2 separate regions of the Mus musculus genome follow, and region 1 is linked to region 2. Evidence: chromatin loops called from intact Hi-C (ENCODE). Cell type or tissue: heart. All regions are shown on one strand. Links, peaks and the distances in the headings refer to the core of each region. The heading gives the core; the rest is flanking DNA. Region 1 overlaps Pbx1 (pre B cell leukemia homeobox 1). Region 2 overlaps Pbx1 (pre B cell leukemia homeobox 1).

The links. Hi-C counts contacts between places; a loop is a spot of excess contacts. Peaks named below come from ENCODE experiments on the same cell type or tissue, not always from the same donor. Only the 100,000 strongest peaks of a DNase experiment are listed, where the experiment ranks them.
Region 1: it touches region 2 in a loop (4-fold over the local background); 2 of 42 quality-filtered maps call a loop at or near these places.

What each region holds. Positions count from the first base shown.
Region 1 is chr1:168,365,746-168,368,558 of GRCm38, forward strand. The region is part of intron 2 of Pbx1 (pre B cell leukemia homeobox 1); the gene reads right to left. Gm51671 (a long non-coding RNA gene) reads left to right here. Exons shown (of 2, transcript XR_003948152.1): 1 at 1-2,813. Among named protein-coding and RNA genes, the nearest start is that of Gm51671, 21 kb to the left of the region's middle. In heart, for the core only: no CTCF peak of the experiment used is centred there; no DNase peak of the experiment used is centred there; H3K27ac peaks cover 283 bases.
Region 2 is chr1:168,297,740-168,300,552 of GRCm38, forward strand. The region is part of intron 2 of Pbx1 (pre B cell leukemia homeobox 1); the gene reads right to left. Among named protein-coding and RNA genes, the nearest start is that of Gm51671, 47 kb to the right of the region's middle. In heart, for the core only: no CTCF peak of the experiment used is centred there; a DNase peak (open chromatin) is centred at 1,642; H3K27ac peaks cover 588 bases.

The sequences.
Region 1 (2,813 bases), core at 210-2,709, 68 kb after region 2:
AAAGCCTAAGTATAGATATATGTCTGCCTGGCTACTAGAGAGATATCTGTCCAGATACAAATGGTCATGGGAGTCCCCTTTCAGAAATCAGAATATGTGAATAGCATTGCTTCTCCATCACACTGACTTCCTACCTTTTACGTGTGTGTATGTATATATATACACACGTTTATGTGTGCATATATGTATGGGCCTATGTATGTGTGCATATGTATTTGGGGGCCAAATGTTAATGTCGGGTATCTTTTTTCAGTTGCTCTCCACTTTGGTTTTTGATCTATCACTGATCTATCACTGAACCTAAAGCTCACTGCCAGGCTAGACTGGCTACCCAGCAAGCCTGGATATCCTCCTGTCCCTACCTTGACCCCTCAGAACTGGGCTTACGGAGGCACACTGTCTCATCTGGATTTTACACAGTTGCTGGAGAACTGAAGTCAGGTCCTAATGCTTTATGGCCATCACTTTACCAACTGAAACATCTTCCCAGCCCTGGTTTCCTAGCTCTTAAAACTTCCATTAAGAGATACGTGATTTCTTTTCCCTGCCAATCTGCATTGTACGTGATGTCCAGGGTCTGTTCTCAAAGGTCACCATTTCTGATGCTTCAAGGTCAAGATGAATCCCAGCTCCTACCAAACTCAGTGAGACTTACGCAACTCCTGCTGACTGGAGCACACAAGGGTTGCAGATGACACAATGGTCAGGCCAAGTGATTGCCAGTCACACATCTGTACCAGAGCTCTCAGAAATCAATAGGGCTCTTATAATAATCGAAGTTCAACGGCCTTCATTTGTGAAGTGTTAAATGTGCCAAGGGACAGAGTTAAAGCTCAGGCTATGAAAAGGGACTGTAAGTTACACTTCCTTTAAAAAAATTAGCAAATGGTTCATTTTTCCTGAAGGGGGGGAAAAAGGCATTTTCAATTAGGTGAGTGGAAGGACGCATACGCTGAGTGCGTTCTGCTGGCGTTCTAAGTGCTTTTGAAACCCCTCCTGTCAAGGCGTTAGTAATGCAAGATTTAAGATGCCCAATTAATTTTTTCCAGCCACCAGCCAAAAGTAGATGCAGGAGGAGGTTAAAAGCTAAGTGTTTAATTAATATTAAATTTATAAGATTCTCTATCACTGAAAGCATTGTAAAATTGAAAAAGCAGTTAATTTTATGGTTGCTGTGTATTCTTCTGCTTTGATCTTTGATCTATGATATAAAATCACCAACTGTAAAGATTCCTCAGCTTTATCACACCTGTTTAATGGTGAGACGGAAGGAGGAGAGGGGGAACCCAAGACTTGGAGAGGAGTTGGACTCTGATACTAGTCACTACCATCGATTCCAAAAGCCGAGCAAGCCAGATGCAGAAACCAGCCCTTGTCTTGGTGCATATACCACGACCTTGCTTGTTCTTTATGCCCACGTTTCTAGTATTAAGAAGAACAAACTGTGGGAGGCCATCTTTTGCCTAATACAAAACCCTAAAGTGAAAGAGATTTCGGCTGGATGATGAAAGAATTTTCTAAATCTGAGGCTAGTCAAGGCCTGTAGTGTGGAACGTAGTAGAACTCATAGTTATTGAGATTTGAGTGTGCATCTGCCCTGAGCACCCTGCATGATGATCGTTCTTCTAAGAACTCCTGCATAGGTTCGACCATGTGAAGAAACCCCAGGTCTAAATCAAGACAGCTTGGGCCTGGGGAATAGGTCCTCTTCAACCAACCAATGGTACTGTCAAAAGCTAGCATTGGTGAGGAAGGAGTATCCAGGGAGAGAGGGAGGGAGTCTCAGTTAACACACAGGGAAACAGCTATCCAAATGTTTTTGTTCAGGGGACTCAGGATGTGAGTGGGTTGGGAGAGTGTTTGCCTAGCGTGTCCACAGCTCTAGATTGGATGGATGGCCCAGCACTGCATAAACTGAGCATGGTTGTGTATACCTGTAATTGTAGCACTTGGGAGGTAGGGGTAGGAAAACCAGAAGTTCAAGGTTATCTTTAACTATACAGCTAGTCTGGCTACCTGAATCAATACCCTGGTAGTCACAGTGGGTAAAGGCAGTAGAAAAGGTCCAGACTCCAGATGCTGTTTCCTGGAGACCTTCAGGAAAACACACACACACACACACACACACACACACACACACACACACGTTTCTAACAAAGGGCTGTCATCTATCATGAATCCTCAAAGTAGGAGGGTTGACACATCTGAAATACAGTCATCATTGACCCTGTAAAAGCATCGAGTACTTAGCTTTGTCTCCCTACCACACTCCGGAGTGGGGAGTGGCAGGGACAGGGACAACAGAGGTCTGGGGATAACAGGGCCTAGGGATAGTCAAGACTTTCTGCCTAAGAGAATGTTATGACCTATTCCTTAAAAGAGAACAACAAGAGTGAATTTCCAGCTCCAGGCCTCTCTCACTTACGTCTAAAACACAGAAACAAAGGCCTATTATGCAGAGTAGATTCCTAGAGAGGGAGGGGGGGGGGGAACCCATGTGAGGTGGGTTTATTTTTTTTATTTAATTCCATCAGGGATCTCATTATAATTTCATTATTAGCAGAAAAACCAAATAAGTGGCAAGAAAAAGAATCTCAACTTAATATTAACACACACACACACACACACACACACATACACACACACACAAAGATGAAAGGTCTGTTGAGCTTCAAAGTGACTGCTAATTTTCCTGGCTTCAAACAACTCAGTGAGGAAGACATTGATAATGAATGTGCTTTTTCCACGGGCTCTCTGATAAATCTTCCCCCTTCCAGTCTTCCTCCACAGAACAGGTTCTCACTTTTATTTAG
Region 2 (2,813 bases), core at 207-2,706:
TCTCTATGTCTGTTCCATGCACTTTGTCTGTGTGGACCACATTTACTAAGTGTTTGCCATCCAATAGGTTCTTGACTAGATCTAAAGATTTCATGAGGGAAGCCAGAAAGAAGCATCAAGAAGCATCGTGGAAGATGATGGCAGAAAGCAGTGGGCTATCAGGGATCCACAGAGCATATGCCTACTTTCAAGTTATCAACAAATATTTTCAGAAAGATAGGCTGACAGATGCAATAGTGGCACAGACATGGCAGTAACCAAACACTTTCTCACTGGATTGAAGGCCCATTCCACAAGAGAAAACACATGCCCACAACTGCAAATCTAACCAAGAACTCACGCTAGGGAGTTCACAAGTCCCAGAAGCAAACCTATTAATACTTGATTAAATGAACATATCATCAGACAATCTTTTAAAGGTGTATCCCTACACTTTTGAACACGTGCCGCTCTCAGTCCTTATCAGAGAAATTTCTTTGTGCAATAGCCAGTAGAAACTCATACCTGATCAAAGTGCACAGAATAGATGTCAACTACAAATAAGATGTGGACATCACTTGGTTCGCAATACTCAGGAATTACTGCAGAAAGAGTGTAAGGGCCAGTCAAGTAGACAGGCCCGCGGGGTGTGTGTGTGTGTGTGTGTGTGTGTGTGTGTGTGTGTGTGTGTGTGTGACTGTGTCTTCTGGAAAGGACCAGGCTGCTGTACCTGTGAACTCCCAGCAACTACTGCTGCCTATCAAAAGAAGATCAAACTTGTAAACATTCTAGCCTGGAGAATGAGAGGTTCCTATATCCCTCCTCCCCAAATTGAGGAACCACTAGCAATTCGTGGCTTCTGGGAGGGCAAGTGTCAGCTTATTTGAAGGGTGTGGCCCCTGGTAGATCTACCAGGTTCCAGTGAACAAGCCCACACCTACATGTATGTGGGAAGCTCAAACTAGACTCAGTAAGTTATTAAGAAGGACAAATACATAAATAAACAGAATTGGAAAGACCACTCGGTGGGGCTCAGGGGTTAAGAGCGCTTCCTGTTCTTGCAGAAGACTGGGAATTACTTCCCCAAATCTATACGGCAGCTCAAACTCATCTATTCCTCCAGCTCCAAGGAATCTGATGCTCTACTCTGACGTCACAGACACCAGGCACACATGTGCTATGCAAATATCCGTGCACCAGGAACACTCATAAACATAAAATAAACACCTTTTAAATATAAATAGTAAGGACACGAGGCTGGAAGTAGATATGGAGGTCTAGGAAGCACCTGGGAGGCACAAATATAATCAAAATACATTTCATAAGATTTTGAAAGAATTAATAAGAGTATTATATTCTCTAAAAAATCCCTTGAACTTGAATATAAGAATATAAGTACACTCAAATATGGAACACCGAGGCCATCAAAAACCTCTACGTATCTGTTACATACAGCAGGGCAAAACTGAGGAGTTTTATTTTTGATCATTCATTGATTGTAGCTACTCTGGCTTTGAAGTGGTATCTCACCCTGTAGCCTGGCATGACCCAGAATGGAACTTGCTATTCGTAGCCTAGGCTGGCATAGAGCTGAGGTACTAATAATGGTGACTCCCGCACCTCACCTCCCGAGTGGAGAGAACAGAGCACACTCTGCTATGGGCACCTTTGACATCAGAGGACAACTGTCTTTGGAAGAAAGCAGCCAAACCGTAGGTTTAGAAAGCCTTGCTTCTGCGGCAACGCACACAAATAACAACATTTCTGCATCCCTCGTGGCTTGCCACACTTTGACCCATATGTTTACTCTTGCTGATAATTTTATCAAGTACTTTTATATTCGTGTCATTGATGAAGAAATTCACAACCAGACAGGATGAATATTGCTGCTCCAGTCCCCTGTTGACAGCCTTTTGACGTGCTCCATTCGTGGCACCCAGGCTGTCTGGGCCCCTGCATCATGTCATTGGCTACAGGTCTCCCCAACATGGTCACCTATGACACCAGTTATGGCAGGCAAAGTACTAAAGCAGGAATGGAGAGAAAACCACAGGGGGTCCTAGGCCCTAGCTCACCAGTGTGACCATCACACTCCCATCACTAGACATTTGCTCTATCAAGCGAATCACCAGGGATCCAGGCGACACTCCTGAGTGACCAGAACACTCATCTCAAGTCTGCCATGGAGAATTCAGCAGAGGCTGGAGCTCCCCTGACATGCCCACCCCACTTCTTCCTAAGCCAGCCATGCTGGCACACTCTCTCTCACACCGCCACAGGGATGCGAGGCCCCCTCAAGAGCTGCCAAGCTCTCTGATATACGGGCTGCTAATGCAGCATTATTAAGAACACGTTTGTCTCTACTCCTCTAAGCACGCGGCTTCCCTGCCTGAAGGAAAGCCCCATACACGTTCCCACAGAGGGACCCAGCAAAGTGCCCTGGAACCCACAAAGGGAAATCAGCATGCCAGGGGTTAAGCACACCCTCTAATAAGCATCTCTGTTCTGGCGTGTTGCGAAAGCCCATTACCTCCCGCCACATTACCTCATTCATTTCTTATATGCGGATGGTTTATTTTCCCATGAGCACCCTGGCTCTCAGTATTAAGTCCCCTCCTTCGCCTCTATTTCTCTATCCATCACATTTAACACTCTGACAGTAACAGTCTATAATGTTTCTATTCTACAAAACCGCTCTGTCAACTCCAGGCTTCCAGAGCAGCAACTGAGGAAAATAAATAACATCAACGCCAGCGACGACAGCATCACAGCTCCCGTCCTGCTGGGCCTCCCCCCCACTTTTTTTTAATATTATTCTACAAAAAGAAAGGAGA